Linked DNA regions of Homo sapiens: region 1 is linked to region 2. A link is an interaction called in ENCODE POLR2A ChIA-PET data of the cell type or tissue named here. Cell type or tissue: OCI-LY7. All regions are shown on one strand.

What was found. Peaks named below come from ENCODE experiments on the same cell type or tissue, not always from the same donor. Only the 100,000 strongest peaks of a DNase experiment are listed, where the experiment ranks them.
Region 1: POLR2A ChIA-PET joins it to region 2 with 5 read pairs; 5 of 35 experiments call an interaction of 5 or more read pairs at or near these places.

Annotation. Positions count from the first base shown.
Region 1 is chr2:230,358,361-230,366,360 of GRCh38, forward strand. It overlaps SP140L (SP140 nuclear body protein like), which reads left to right. Exons shown (of 19, transcript NM_138402.6): 4 at 604-772; 5 at 3,254-3,337. Among named protein-coding and RNA genes, the nearest start is that of SP140L, 35 kb to the left of the region's middle. In OCI-LY7, no CTCF peak of the experiment used is centred here; a DNase peak (open chromatin) is centred at 4,131; H3K4me3 peaks cover 824 bases; H3K27ac peaks cover 1,245 bases.
Region 2 is chr2:230,420,348-230,428,347 of GRCh38, forward strand. All of the region lies in intron 2 of SP100 (SP100 nuclear antigen), which reads left to right. Among named protein-coding and RNA genes, the nearest start is that of SP100, 8.1 kb to the left of the region's middle. In OCI-LY7, no CTCF peak of the experiment used is centred here; no DNase peak of the experiment used is centred here.

The DNA.
Region 1 (8,000 bases), 62 kb before region 2:
AATTTGGAAGTAGATGCTTGTTATTCTTTCTCCAACACATTTGTTTTCTTGTCTTTCCTTTTTTTGTGCATTTCTGGAGTCTTGGAATATGAGTAAATTCCACCCATAGGCCCTGTTGGAGATACAGAACAGCGAGTCATCTCTGGCTATGAATATGCTTCCTCTGTGGCCAAGTTCACAGCAAGGGGAGAATGGTCACCTAGTTTCTTTGAGCCCTTCAGGCCAAATCAGTCTTGGGGGAAGAGCAGGGGTTGCCCAGCCAACAAAACAGCCACTCATTGATTGCCTGCTACATCTATCCCAAAAATGTATCAATCAGGCTCTTAAAGAACTTTGAGCCCACTTTTATCCTTCAAAGTTGCTCCTTTTTACATCTAATGTAAATGAGGGTGAAGCAATCAGGCTCATCAGTGGGTATTTTTAAGGAGATGGGATTTACTTCTTTCATTACTGGCTATACAAATATGTAAAAATTATAAAACTTTACATGAGAAGATACCTCTGAAGAGAAATTGAAATTCAGTAACCATAAAATTTGTTTTTATGGCTCTTCTGTAACTTGAAAGTCTGTATTTGTATTTTCTCCATTCAATATTTTTAAAGGATTCTGAAGATTCTTGTAGAAACCTGGTCCCTGTACAAAGAGTGGTGTACAATGTTCTCAGTGAACTGGAGAAGACATTTAACCTGTCAGTTTTGGAAGCACTGTTCAGCGAGGTCAACATGCAGGAATACCCCGATTTAATTCACATTTATAAAAGCTTCAAAAATGGTAATTAGGTTTATTATCTACCTTTTGATTTCCGGGGCCAATTTTTTTCAATAAGCATATGTTTGAGCTCCTACCATGTGCGATACATTGTGTTGGGCAGTGGGCATAGAGTAGTTAACAAAATAGACGTGTCATGAGTCTTCTTGAAGCCCATGGTATATGGCTATGGCAAAACAAACATCTGGAGGTCTGCTTCACTGGCCACTTAGACTCACAGGACAACCAGAGCCACACTGGCATCAGATTTACTTAGAAGATAAGAAACACAGAACACCAACGGGGCAGCATCAGTTGTTTCTTCTCTTTAGTGGGAGTTTTTGCAGTGACCTACACAGCAGTCCACTAAATTGACTACTACCTGCCTTGAGTGACAGTTTAGCTGTGGGTGCAGGATCCACTTTGGCATAACACCACATATCTGTGGGAGTCAATATCTCTTGTAACAACCCCATAGTCATAGCTTTCAGGGTGCCACAGGGACAATCTGAGTTATAAGAGTTATCAGTTGAAGGAAGACCACAATTATTCTTTCCCTACAGGTATTTATAGTTCATGTATAGTTTCAGGCAAACAGTCATGGGTCATTTCTAAGCCCAGAGTTTGCCCAGTAAAACCAGGAAAATGCTACCTTTATTAGGTTTCTAGAATAATGAACAAGAAAATTAACCCTGGGTCAAGTTTGCCTTTAGTGAAGGATAAATAGTTTTGTTAACCCTTTACCCACAAGGGATAAAAGAAACATTAATCAAATAATCACAAAACTGATTGCTCGGACAGGGACTATACCAAATTAAAGTTTGGTATTGGTGCTATACCAAACTAAAGTTTGGTATTGGTGCTATACCAAACTAAAGTTTTGATTCTTGACTTTTTTCCTGAGAAGGCATAATTTATACTATTATAATGGTACACAGTAAAGAAGGTGCCCTCTATTTTGTTTTACTTGCCTGGAAAACTTTTATTCTCCTCACAGTTTGATCTCAACCCAGTTCTCCAAATAAGAGATAGAGACATCACAAGAAAAACAGGGACATGCCCTGAAGAGGGTGGATGCTATGGGGACTGGAAAGAGTAAAAGCATGTCTGCAAAACAGGACAAACTGGATTTGGCTAAATCACAGAGTGAGAAGCAGTATAGGAGCTGACTTAAGAGAGATCAATTGGAGGAAGATGGTGAACGGTCTGGAATTGAAAGCTAAGGAATTTGAAGTTTATTTACTAGGCAATAAAGAAATACTACAGGTTTATAAACAAGGAAAAAAGTTTAGGCAGCTATATATGTTTTGGCTTATTGATTTGTGTTAATACTAACAATATCTAGATTAAAAATAAAATAATTTTTGTAACAAGTCATTCAAGTCAGAAAGTGAATAAAAGGAAATCACATATCTGGGCACAAATTTCGAGTCAATGTTATGTTTGTAAGCAGGATGGTCCAGGCTGCGGGGATGAAGGGAATAGTGTTACATTTACTGCCCACATTCTCAGGGGCTCTGTTCCTCTGCATGGACTGCAGGGATTCCCTTCCTAGCCCCAGTGCCCACAACTCACATGTTAGTTTCTGGCACTCCTTATGCTTGGGTGACCTGCACTGAGGCTCACTGTCACCTGCCTGGGGCAGCACTGCCCACCGCCCCACCCAGCACAGCAGCCTACCCACCTTCAGGGAGATGCTGAAGTCCACACAGGCTGCCCCTGTGTCCTCTGTTATGTTTATCTGGGAACTGTTCATCCTCCCTGACCCAATTAAGCCAACGTTCTCCTGTTTTCTAGCCTCATCTTTAAAGCTGTTTGGGTTTTCTCTTTTAGTTTTTATTTAGGCATGTTTTTGGAGATAGGGTCTCACTCTGTTGCCCAGGTTAGATGGCAGGCTAGTGAGCTATCTCTGCTCACTACAACCTTGACTTCCTGGACTCAAGCAGTTCTCCCGCTTCAGCCTTCTGAGTAGCTGGGACCACAGGTGCACACAACCACATCAGGCTGATTTTGCTAAATTTTTTTCAGACACAAGGTCTTGCTATGTGGTCTAGGCTGGTCTCGAAATCCTAGGTTCAGGAGATGCTCCTGCGTCACCATCCCACAGTTCTACGATTACAAGCATGAGCCACTGCACCTGGCCAGTTTTCTCTTTTATAATGGAATCTCTCTAGGACTTGAGACCATCCTTCCAGGGAATCCCTCTGTTTCTTCCTTAACACTTGATGTATGCCTACCCTGCCATCTGACAATTTTGCGGGTAACACAGCTCACTATGTTTCCATTACTCCTTTATCCTTAAATCTTGAGTATCCCCTTTCTGTGTAGGACACATAAAAGCTCATTGTTGAGGTCATCTCTTCTCTGTCCCAGAAGATGATAGGAGAAGTTTAAGTCTGACTTCTGAGTCAGCCTAATGCTGGAAATTCCTAAAAGCCAATTTCCAGGTGTTGTCCCTGGTTCTCACAGATCTTTAATTGCTTTCTTCTCTCTCCCACTCTTCAGCAATCCAAGACAAATTGTCTTTCCAAGAAAGTGATCGAAAAGAAAGGGAAGAGAGGCCTGACATCAAACTAAGTCTTAAACAAGGTAAAAATGACAGAATAAAAACGGTTTCTCATCCGCTAAGAGGAAAAGGAGACAAGGGAGGTGAGGGCCCAAGGTCCTGAGGGGAAATTGTGAAACAGGGAAGACACAGGGAAGGACCATGGAGAAGTCAAGGAGGGGGTTGTATGAGCTCCTAATCAGATGCAGGGTCCTGGAGAAGTGGCCATAACAAGACATTGTTGGCTCAATAACCATGAAGGAACCAGAGCCAAGTGTGTCAGTAGGCCAGATTTACAGATGCTAACTACCTAGATGTAATTGTGATTTAGAAAGGTCCCTGTGGGAGGTCAGTATGAAGCTGTGAAGTGTTAAGAACCACAGCCCATGGCCCATGGTCAACATCAAAGAGGAGACCCTTAGGGGAAGAAAAGCTCCTGTTTTATCTGTACTCTCACATTCTCAACACTTTTGACACCAAACATGTGGAGAACCTCCCCACACCAACCAGTTCTTCAGTTCCCTGCAGAATTGTGTACCCCATCCTTAAGGGCTTTCCAAAAGTCACCTTATTAACATAAACTCAGGTTTGGTTGAAATGGGGTTGTTATGCATAACAGGAAGTGCTCTTTTGACTTTCATCACTTAGGATGTTTCAAGGGTTTTAGGAGCTCTGGCCAGGAGCAGGGGATGAAGACTGAAATATATATTTCTTATTATATCACAGGAGATAATTGGTGATGGCAGAAGAGGGGACCCATTTAAATGTGGGGATGTTGTTCAAGAGCAGGAATATTCAAAGAGAAATGCACTCATGTAGAGAGACTCAGAGAGGAAGTGGTGCAGATGTGGAGAGGATGTAGGTATTGAGAGAGAGAGAGAGAAGGAAGGAGGGGAAGTTAAAGAAAGAGTGAAAAAGGCATAAAGGACAACAAAAATAACCATGTTATTAACAGCTCACTTTGATTAAACGTCTATTCTATGGCAATTGTGAGTTTAATGCTCCTGACTGCCATGGAGATTTGTATTCCTTATTGTCCATTTTGCAGATAAGAAACTGAAATCTGGACAAACCACTTACGAAGTTTGCCTAGGGTCAGATGAGCAAGGAAGAACCCCCCTAGGCATTCTAAGCCAGAGCCTTGTTCTTAACTCTGTGATATCCAGGGAACCTAATAATAAAAGCAGAAACATAAAACGCAAATGAGGAAATTTATGCAGAAAGAAAGATACAGAAAAAAAAAAAAGAATAACATGACTGGAGGAAATGGTGGCAACTCAGACACAGAATCCTCATAGAAAGACCAACCAGAAAATGTGAACAGATGTGGAGTGGGAGGGTGTGGTGTAAACGCACATAAGGACAAGACATCCAGGGCTTATGATTTTTCAGCTTTACAATGGCTTTATTGAGGTATTAAGTGCATTTTTGACTTATGAGATTTTCAATTTATGTTGGGTTTATGGAGGTGTAGCCCCATCATAACTGTAGGAGCATCTGTGCTGATTTATCCTTTGGATATATATTCAGCAGTGGGACTGATGGATCATATGGCAGTTCTATTTTTACTTTTTTTGAGGAAACTCCGTACTGTTTTCCATAATGGCTGTACTAATTTACATTTCCATTAACAGTGTACAAGAGTTTCCTTTTCACCATATCCTCACCATTTATCATCTTTAGTCTTTTTGATAATAGCCATTCTAACCTGTATGTGGTGATAGTCATTGTGGTTTCAATTTGTATTTTCTTGATGATTTGTGATGCTGGGCATTTTTTCACATACCTGATGGTCATTTGTATGTGTTCCTTTGAGAAATATCTGTTTGAATCCTTTGCCCACTTTATAATCTGTTTATTTGTTTTTGTTTTTTTTTTTAGTATGGAGTTGGTTGAGTTCCTTACATATTTTAGATATTAGCCCTTATCAGACATATGGTTTGCAAATATTTTCTCCCTTCTGTAGGTTGTCTCTTCACTCTGCTGATTGTTTCCTTGCCCATGCAGAAACTTTTTAGTTTGATGTAGTCTCACTTCTTTATTTTTGCTTTTGTGATTGTGTTTTTGGTGTCATACCAAAAACATAATTGCTCAGACCAATGTCATGGAGCTTTTCCCCTGTTTTCTTCCAGTAATTTTGCAGCTTCAGGTATTAAATTTAAATATTTAATCCATGTTGGGTTGATTTTTTAATATGGCATGAAATAGGGTCTAATTTCATTCTTCTGCACGTGAAGATCCAGTTGTCCCAACATCATTTATTAAAGAGACTGTCCTTTCCCCATTGCGTGTTCTTGGCACCTTTGTTGAAAATCAGTTGACCAAAAATGCATGGATTCAAGCTCTCTATTTTGTTCCATTTGTCTATGTGTCTATTTTATGCAAGTACCATGTTCTTTTGATTATTATAGCTTTGTAGTATATATTGAAGTCAGGTAGTGTGATGCTTTCAGCTTTGTTCTTTTTGCTTAAAATTGCTTTGGCTAGTTGGGGTCTCTTGTGCTTTTATACAAATTTTTAATTGTTTTTCTATTTCAGAAAAAAATGTCTTTGGAACTTTTATATGATTTGCGCTGAATCTTTAGAGCACTGTGGATAGTATGAACATGTTAAGAATATTAATTAATCCAATCCATGAACATGGGGTATCTTTCCATTTTTTGTTCTTCTTCTATTTCTTTAATCAACATTTTAGAGTTTTCAGTGTACAAATATTTCACCTCCTTGGTTAAATTTATTCTTAAGTATTTTCATTGTAAATTGGATTGTTTTATTGATGCCTTTTTCAGATAGTTCATTGTTAGCGTATAGAAATGCAACAGATTTTTTATGTTGATTTTGTATCCTGCAACTTTACCAAATTTATTAGTTCTAGCAGTTTTTTGGTAGAGTCTTCAGGGTTTTCTCTATATAAGATCATGTCATCTACAATTAAGAACAATTTAACTTCTTCCTTTCCACTTTGGATGTCTTTTATTTCTTTTTCTTGCCTAATTGTTCTGTCTAGGACTTGCAGTACTGTGTTGACTAGAAGTGACGAGAATGGACACCCTACTCTTGTTTCTGATCTTAGAGGGAAAACTTTCAACATTTTACTAATGACTATGATGTTAGCTGTAGGCTTGTCATATGTAGATGGTAGTGTTCTGAGGTACATTTCTTCTATAACTATTTTGTTGAAAATTTTTATCATGAAAAAAGTTGAATTTTGTCCAATGCTTTTTCTGCATCTATTGGGATAATCATATAATTTTTGTCCTTCATTCTATTAATGCAACGTATGACCTTTTAAGATTTGTGTGTTGAACCATCCATGCATCCCAGTGATAAAGCTTACTTGATCATGGTGAGTGTGCTGTTGAATTTGATTTGATAGTATTTTTTGAGGATTTTTCACATATGTTTATCAGGGATATCAGGGATATCATATATGTTTATCAGGGATACTGGCCTGTAGTTTTCTTTTCTTATAGTGTCCTTGCCTTACTTTGGTATCAGGGTAATGTTGGCTTCATAGACTAAGCCTACAAATAGACCCCTTATTCAATTTTTTAGACGAGTTTGAAAAGTATCAGTATTTATTATTTAAATGTTTGGCAGAATTCAGCAGTGAAACCATCTGGTCCTGGGCTTTTGTTTGATGGGTGGTATTCAATTCTGGATTACATCTCCTTATTCATTATTGGTCTGCTCAGGTTTTTATATTTGTGTTGGTAGGTTGTATCTGTCTAGGAATTTACCCATTTCTTCTAGGTTATCCAATTCTTTGGTGTATAATTGTTCATAGCAATCTCTTATGGTCCTTTGTATGTCTGTAGTATGAGTTACAGCGTCTTCTCTTTTATTTCTGATATTATTCATTTGAGTCTTTTCTTTTTTTTTAGTCTAGCTAAATGTTTGTCAATTTTGTTTACCTTTTCAAAAACCAACTCTGTTTAGTTTATCTTTTCATTGTTTTTCTAGTCTTTATCTCATTTATTTCTGATCTAATATTTATTATTTCCTTCTTTCTACTAATCTTGGCTTTAGTTTTCCTTTTTTGTCTGAAGTTTCCTAAGGTGTAACATTAGGCTGTTTGAGATCTTTCTTCTTTCTTGATGTAGGTGTTTATTGCTACAAACTCCTCTTCTTTGAACTGCTTTTGCTGTATCCCATCAGTTTTGTTATGTTGTGTTTCCATTTTCATTTGTCTCAATATTTTTTTAAATTTCCTTTTAATTTATTCATTGGCCTATTGGCTGCTCAAGAGTGTGTTTAATTTCCATGTATTTACAAAATTAAAAAACTCTTCTTGTTATTGATTTCTACTTTTATATCATTGTGGTCAGAAAAGATACCTGATATAATTTCAACCTTCGTGACTTTAAGTTTGTAGCCTAATGTATGATTTATCTTGGAGAATGTTCCATGTACAAGTGAGAAGAATGTATATTTCACTCCTGTAGAATAGAATGTTCTTTATGATGCTGTTAGGTCTATTTGGTATAAAATATAGTTTACATTTTATTTGTCTTTGTGGATTTTCTGTCTTAATGATCTATCCAGTGCTGAAAGTAGGGTATGAAAGTCTTTTACTATTATTGTATTACAGTCTGTCTCACCTACAAATCTATTAATATTTATTTAATATATATTTGGTTGCTCAGATGTTGGGTGCATATATATTAGTGTGCAATTATTATGTCATCTTAACAAATTGACTGCTTC
Region 2 (8,000 bases):
AGAATTTATACCTGTATACTTTTCTTTTTCTTTCTTTTTTCTTTCTCTTTTGCCTTAGCGCATTAGCCAGGACTGCCAGTGTAATACTGAATAGTAACAGTAAAAATGAACATTTTAGTTTTATTCCTGATTTCAAGGGGAATACTTATAATGTTTAAATTGAGGCTTTCTTATAGACACCTTTTTTCAAGTTAAGGACATTTCCTGCTGGCTCTGGTTTACTAAAAGTTATTTATTTTAATCAGGCCTGTGTATAGGATATTTATCAAAATGCCTACTAAAGAATCTTTGAGAATTGTATCATTTTTCTCTTTTAATCTGATTTATCCACAGTAAATTATATTGAAACATTTTATTAATTCGGTTATTAATTTCACCAAAGTAAAACATATATATATATATAGCTTAAAGTATCAGTCAATAAGACCTTTAAAAACACAAGTAGTACTTTCTGCCATCTTCCCAGCCCATGTCCAGTTTCCCTAATGGATTAACTTTTTGGCTCTTACTTTTGTATTTACTTCTGTATTTTGAAATGATGTGCTGATACAGCTCTTTGTAATTTTTCAAGTTTCAGACATTAATCTGTTCACATAATAGGACAGAAGATGAAGACTTTTTCCATAACACTCCTTTTCATTCCCTGTCCATTCTCATAATACATCACAGTTGGAGGTTCATCAGTAATCAGTGTTACCATTATGATGACTATTTACATGTTGTTCATAACCAAGTCATCTACTATATTATGATTACATTTCCTTTCCTGTGCAACATCCTCCCGCCCCTCCCCGCCGACCCCACAAATAACTATTGCCCTCTTATATATTTGCTTGGATTTTGTGTGTCCTCATTATGAATTCTTCCCAAGCACTCTGCAGAATTCTAAAATTCTTTTCAGTACAGTGAGGCACATTGGGTAATTTATCAAGTCCATTTTACTTTCTTGGGGAAACCCTCCTGGAATTATCCATTCCCCTGATTCCATCAGTTCTGGTTAGTTTCAGCTTCCAAGGCTGACCTTGAAGCTTGACATCTCTCCTGTGTTGGGTCTTGTTTTGTGGATTACATGTATACCTCTTTCTTGCTTTACTATCTCATTTTGGTTTACCACATTATCCAGTAGCCTCCTGACTAAGAGTTTATAGAAGATATACATATATATATATATATATCCTACCTTACTGGGATTCAATTGAGAGACACTATATATATATATATATAAATTGTACATGTCTGGAAAAAAAATTTTATCCTTAATCCTCACAACTGCATAAATATTTGGTAAGTATAAATGCAGAGTTTGGAAATTAATTTAGTTCACTGTCTTGCAACTTCCAGCATTGCTAATAAGAAACCTGATGCCATTCTGATTATTGATCCTGTCTTTCTATGTCACCTGTTTTGCCTGTCTGAAATTTTCTGGCTCTTCTCTTTGATCCCTTGATTCTAAAATCTCATGATGGTTTGCCTTGATGTGGGTGTTAAATTCATTTGTTGTGCTTTGCTCTCCAGGGCCCTTTCAAATGGACAACTTTATTTCAATTCTGACCATTTTGCTTGTGATATTATTTGAATAGTTTCTCCCTTCTGCTTTATCTCTCTCTTTTATCTTTTGGAATTCCTGTTAGTTGGATGTTAGCTTTCCTAGATTGATCCTCTAGAGACTCCCTGGTTTTTTTTCTTGAAAATCTTATATGTCTTCTTTTCTTGAATCTAACTTCTATGACATTTTCTGAGGAACTTCATTCCTTCTAGTGATTAAAACACTTCTGCCATTATATTTTTAATTTCCAAAAGCTCTTTTGAAAAGTTGTTTCTCTTTTATAGCATCTTGTTTCAAGAAATCCGAAATTTTCTCTCTACTAATGAGGATGAAAATTTTTTTTAAATTTTACGTTTCTTCCAAGGTTGTTTTAAGTGTTAGTTCCTTCCAGGTTTCTTTCCCAGCTCCTCCTCCATTATTTGCTTGTTCTGGAAGAATTCATCAAGTGTCCACTGGGTGTCCATTCACATTTCGGAATGAGACACTAAAAATCTGATTAGGAGCTCTGTGCAAGGAATGCCTCTCATTGACTGTGCCTCATTTTGATTTTTCATTTTCCAACTCGCCTTCTAAAGGAATGGTGCCTCTAATTCCTGACAACTTCCAGAGTTCAAAAGTGTACACTGGCTTACTCCTTGTCAGCTTCCCCTAAGCAAGTAATCAAGATTTTTGTTTTTTCATTCTGTGAAATTAGCTACCATATATGCCCCTATCTTCCAAAATGTTTGATTATCTCTTATTTGATGCCCTTTTCTATTCCCTGATCTTTGCTTCTTTTCTGCCTCTAACTCTCTCTTATAGGTGGTTTCATGGGATTTCAGAAGGAACACAGATGAATGCAGGTGTGTTCAACCTGCCAGGCTTAACCAAATGCATAGATTGGTTCTCTAATGTGACCTTTCCTGGAATCCCTGAGATAACACCTACATGGTCATGCCATATGACTCTTTCATCCACTCCTGGGTTGGATTTATTTATATTTTGTTGTGGGATTTTACCTCACGTGTTTATAAGCAACTTTGTGACCTACAATTTTCATTTCTTATTTTGTATTTGTCTAGGGTTGATAGCAGAACTATAGCAGCCTCATGAAATAACTGAGGGTGATTGAAATTTTGAATATATTTATATATATGCACATATATGTATTAGAATGATTTGTTTAATACAGACATCATCTGTTCCTTGAAAGATTGCAGAAAATTGTCCATTAAATTATTTGAAACTGATGTCTGTGTGTGTAGTTGTTAGGAGAAAGCAGATTAGTGAAGCTCTGGAAGTATATTATGCATTTCTCCTGTTATTTTTAGTTCTTATGCTGACCTTTGAGCCAGTTTTGATTGTTTATTGTCCTAAAAAGTAACTATTTCCCTAGATTCTCTTCTTATTGGGAGAAAGTTGTATAGAAATTTCTTATATAAAGTTTTAATCCTTTCCTTCTCTGAAGATGTGTCCTTTTTCCTATTCCTACCATTGTTTATTATTGTTTTTTCCTTTGTTTTCTTGATCAATCTTTCCATTTTGTTGGTCTTTTCAATGAACCACCTTTTGGTTTTATTGATCCACTACTCTTATTTTCTGTTTGAGATTTAATTAAATCTTGATTTTCTTTATTATATTTTTCTATATATTTCTTTCCTAATTCTTTACTTCTCCTTTGTTGAGGGGATTACCTTGTGTTCTGTTTCTAATACGTTGGTTTAAAACTTAATTTACTTGCAGTGTTTCTTATTTTCTAATAAATGCATTTTAGGCCATGAATGTTCATCTCTGTGCCACTTTGGAAATGTTTGGCCTTTATAACGTATAGTGTTTTCATTGGATTTTATTTCTTAGCCATTTGTTATTTTGATTTTGATTTCCTGGTTAACCTAAGAAGTGTTTGGGAGTAGCTTTTAAAATTTCTCAGTGGAACGAGTGGGGGAAGTCGTCCTCTGTCCTTTGGTTGTTTACTCTGATCCTATTACATTGTGGTTAGAAAATGTGTTCCTTAAGATTTCCATTTGTGAGAGTCAATTGTTGTTTCTTTTGTGGCCTAGTGCATAATCAGTTTTGAGGCTTCACCACATTTGAAAGGCAATATAGTGCAATGATTAAGAGTGTAGTAACTAATGCCAGATAGTAGAGAGGGTAGGAGCAGGGAGGATCAACACTAGGATGATTGGGGAAGGGTGATGTGAAGTCCAGCTCTGCCACTGCATACATGTAGAGGTGGGGCAAGCCTTGTTTCTTCCCTGTAAAATGACGGTATTAATAATGGTGCTGCCAGCAGGCTGATACAGGTTCTTGTCCTTGCCCCAGAAAAGAATTTGAAGGCCAGACCAAAGTGAAAGTACAGAAGATTGATTGCAGAGCAAAAGCAAATACACACTCAAGAGAGGATTGCAAGTATGCTCAAAAGAATGAGCCATGCCCAACCTGGCCAGAGCTCACATGCTATATGGATAAGCATAATGAAGTCATGGAATATTACATAATAAGAGGAGAGATTGGCTGGGTGCGGTGGCTCAGGCCTGTAATCCCAGTACTTTGGGAAGCTGAGGCAGGCGGATCACCTGAGGTCAGGAGTTCAAGACCAGCCTGGCCAACATGGTGAAACCACATCTCTACTGAAAAATACAAAAATTAGCTGGGCGTGGTGGCAGGCACCTGTAATCCCAGCTACTCAGGAGGCTGAGGCAGGGAGAATTGCTTGAAAACAGGAGATGAAGGTTGTAGTGAGCCGATATCGCACCACTGCACTCCAGCCTGGGCAACAGAGTGAGACTCCATCTCAAAAAAAAAAAAAAAAAGTGGGGGTGGAGCAGGGAAGGGATTTTCTGGGTAATGAGTGGGCAATTCCCAGTTGGGGTGCCAGCATTTTCTTAACTAAATATGGTTAATTTGGAACTGCTGTGGTGTCAGGTCCGTGATGGGAGTGGGAGGTTTCCCCAGGGAAGTTTTATGGTAATAGGGGCATAATGTAGCCCCTATTTGAAAACTTCAAATTTGTCGTCCTACAGAAATCATCTAAATGTGTAAAAACAATCCAGTACTTTAGGAACACAGACCATGATATAATTGCTTGAATTTAAAAGTCTCCTAAGGTTAAAATATTTAGTTGTGATTACCTTTCTTTTGGTGTTATTGAGGTATAATTGTATAAATTGAAGGTGTAAAACATGATGATTTCATATATGTTTATATTGTGAAATGATTACCACAATGAAGTTAGTTAACATATCCATCATGTCACATAGTTACCATTGCGTGTGTGTGATGAGAATATTTAAGATCTACTCTCTCAGCAAATTTCAAATATGTAATACATTATTGTTAACTATAGTTTCCATACTACACATTAAATACCCAGAACTTATCCATCTTATAACTGAAAGTCTGTGCCCTTTAACCAACATTTCCCCATTCCTCCGACTTCCAAGCTTTTGGCAACTGCTATTTGACCCTCTGTTTCTATGATTCAACTTTTTTAGATTCCTCGGTCTGAATCTAATCTACCAATGGGCTTGTCATACATGGCCTTTATGGTATATTTCATTTATACCCAATTTGTTAAATGTTTTTTATCATGAAAGGATGCTGAAGTTTTCAAATCCTTTTTCTGTGTCTATTAAAATGTTCATATGATTTTTGTCCTTCATTCTGTTAACGTTGCACAACACCATTATTGATTTACATGTTGCATCATCCTTGCATCCCAGGGATAAATCCCACTTGATCATAGTAAGTGATCATTTTAGTGTACTGTTGAATTTGGTTTGGTTTGGTAGTATTTTGTTGAGAATTGTTGCATCTATGTATATCTGGAGAAATGGCCTGTAATTTTTTTTTTCTTGTAGTATACTAATCTGGCTTAGGTATCAAGGTAATGCTCATAAAATTAGTTTGGAACTGTTCCTTGCTCTTAATTTTTTTTTTTGGAAGAGTTTTAGAAGGATTGGTATTAGTTTCTTCTTAAATGCTTGGTAGAATTCACTAGCATAGCCAACTGGTTTTTCTTTAATGGAAAGTTGTTTACTTATTCAATCTTTTTACTCATTATTGGTCTGTTCAGATTATCTGCTTTTTCAGGATTCAGTTTTGATAGATTGTGTATTTCTAGGACTTTATCTATTTTTTCTAGGCTATACAATTTGTTGATGTATAATTGTTCATAGTAATCTCACGATTCTTTGCATTATCATGTTATCAGTTGTAATGTTTCCTCTGTCATTTATAAGTTTATTTATTTGAGACTTGTCTCTTTTTTAACTTGGTTAGTTTAGTGAAAGAGTTGCTAATTTTGTTTATCTTTTCAAAGAACAAGTTCTGAGTTTTGTTGATCTTTTCTATTGTTTTCCTATTACCTATTTATTTCTGCTCTAATCTACATTATTTTCTCCCTTCTGCTGCTAACTTTGAGTTTACCTTATCTTTCTTCATCAACTGTAAAGCTAAATGGTTTAAGATTTTTCTCCCTAATGTAGGTGTTTATAGCTATAAACTTGCCTCTTAGAATTGCTCTTCCTGCATCTCATTAAGTTTTGCTATGTTGTGTTTTCATTTTTGTTTGCCTCAGGATATTTATGTTACCTTTTTGGCTTCTTCTTTGATCTATTGGTTATTCAGGAATGTGTTGTTTAATGTCCTTACATTATATATTCCGTACAGAAGTTATGAATTCTTCAAATTTCCTCCTGTTATGGATTTCTAGTTTCATAATATTGTGGCCAGGAAAGACACTTGATATGATTTCACTCTTGAATTTGTTAAGACTTCTTTTGTGGCCTAACATATGATTTTTTTCCTGGAGAATGTTTCATATACACTGGAGTAGAATGTGTATTCTGCTGCTGTTGAATGAAGTGTTCTATATATGTTTGTTAGGTCTATTTGATCTAAAGTCTGGTTCAAGATCAATGTTTCCTTATATTTTTCTGTCTGATTGATCTATGATTATTGACAGTGGAGTATTACAGTCTCCTACTAACATTGTATTGCTGTTTCTTTCTTTTTTCAGTTCTGTTAGTATTTGCTTTAGTTATTTAGATGTTGCAGTGCTGTATGCAAAAATATTTACAGTTGTTGTATCCTCTTGATGAACTGTCCCCTTTATCTTTATATATTGATCTTCTGTATCTCTTGTGGCCATTTTTTACTTAATGTATATTTCATTTGGTATAAATATAGTCACCTCTGCTGTCTTTTGGTCACTTTTTGCATGGAATATCTTTTTTCATCCCTTCACCTTCAGCCTACCTGTGTTCTTAGAGCTAAAAGGAGTCTCTCTCTCTCTTTTTTTTTCCTTTGGCAGAGTCTCACTCTGTCACCCAGGTTGGAGTGCAGTGGTGCTATCTCGGCTTATTGCAACCTCTGCCTCCCGGGTTCAAGCAATTCTCCTGCCTCAGCCTCCCGAGTAGCTGGGATTACAGGTACCTGCCACCACACCCGGCTAATTTTTATATTTTTAGTAGAGACGGGGTTTCACTATGTTGGCCAGGCTGGTCTCGAGCTCCCGACCTCAAGTGATCATCCGCCTGGGCCTTCCAAAGTGCTGGGATTACAGGTGTGAGCCACTGCGCCCAACCTAAAATGAGACTCTTCTATGCAGCAGATTGTTTGATATTGTGGGGTTTTTTTTAATCCATTCAGTCACTCTATTTCTTTTGATTAGAGAATTTAATTCATTTATTGATAGGTAAGAACTTACTATTGCCACTTTGCTAATTGTGTTCTGACAGCTTTGTAGTACTTTTTTTCTTTCTTTTTTTCTTGTTGCCTTCCTTTGTGATTTGATCACTTTTGAAATGATATACTTTGATTCCTTTCTCTTAATCTTATCTACTACAGGTTTCTACTTAGTGGTTACTATGAGGCTTACATAAAATATTTTATAGCTATACCATCCTATTTTAAGCCAACAACTTCAAACACATACAAAACTCTACACTTTTACTTCTCCCCTCCCTCACATTTCAGTCAATTGATGTTACAATTTACATACTTTTTATATTCTGTCTCCAATAACAAATTACTATATTAGTACATTCTCACACTGCTCTAAAGAACTACCTGAGGCCAGCTGCAGTGGCTCACGCCTGTAATCCCAGCACTTTGAGAGGCCGAGGTGGGTGGATCACTTGAGGTCAGGAGTTTGAGATCAGCCTGGCCAACATAGTGAAACCCTGTCTCTACTAAAACTACAAAAATTAGCCAGGCGTGGTGGCATGTGCCTGTAGTCCCAGCTACTCGGGAGGCTGAGACAGGAGAATCACTTAAACCCAGGAGGCAGTGAGCCAAGATAGCACCATTGCACTCCAGCCTGGTTGACAGAGCAAAAGCAAGACTCTGTCTCAAAAAAAATAAATAAATAAAAAATAAAATAGAAGTACCTGAGACTGTGTAATTTATAAAGAAAAGAGGTTTAATTGACTCAGTTCCACAGGCTGTACAGGAGGCATGGCTGGGGAGGCCT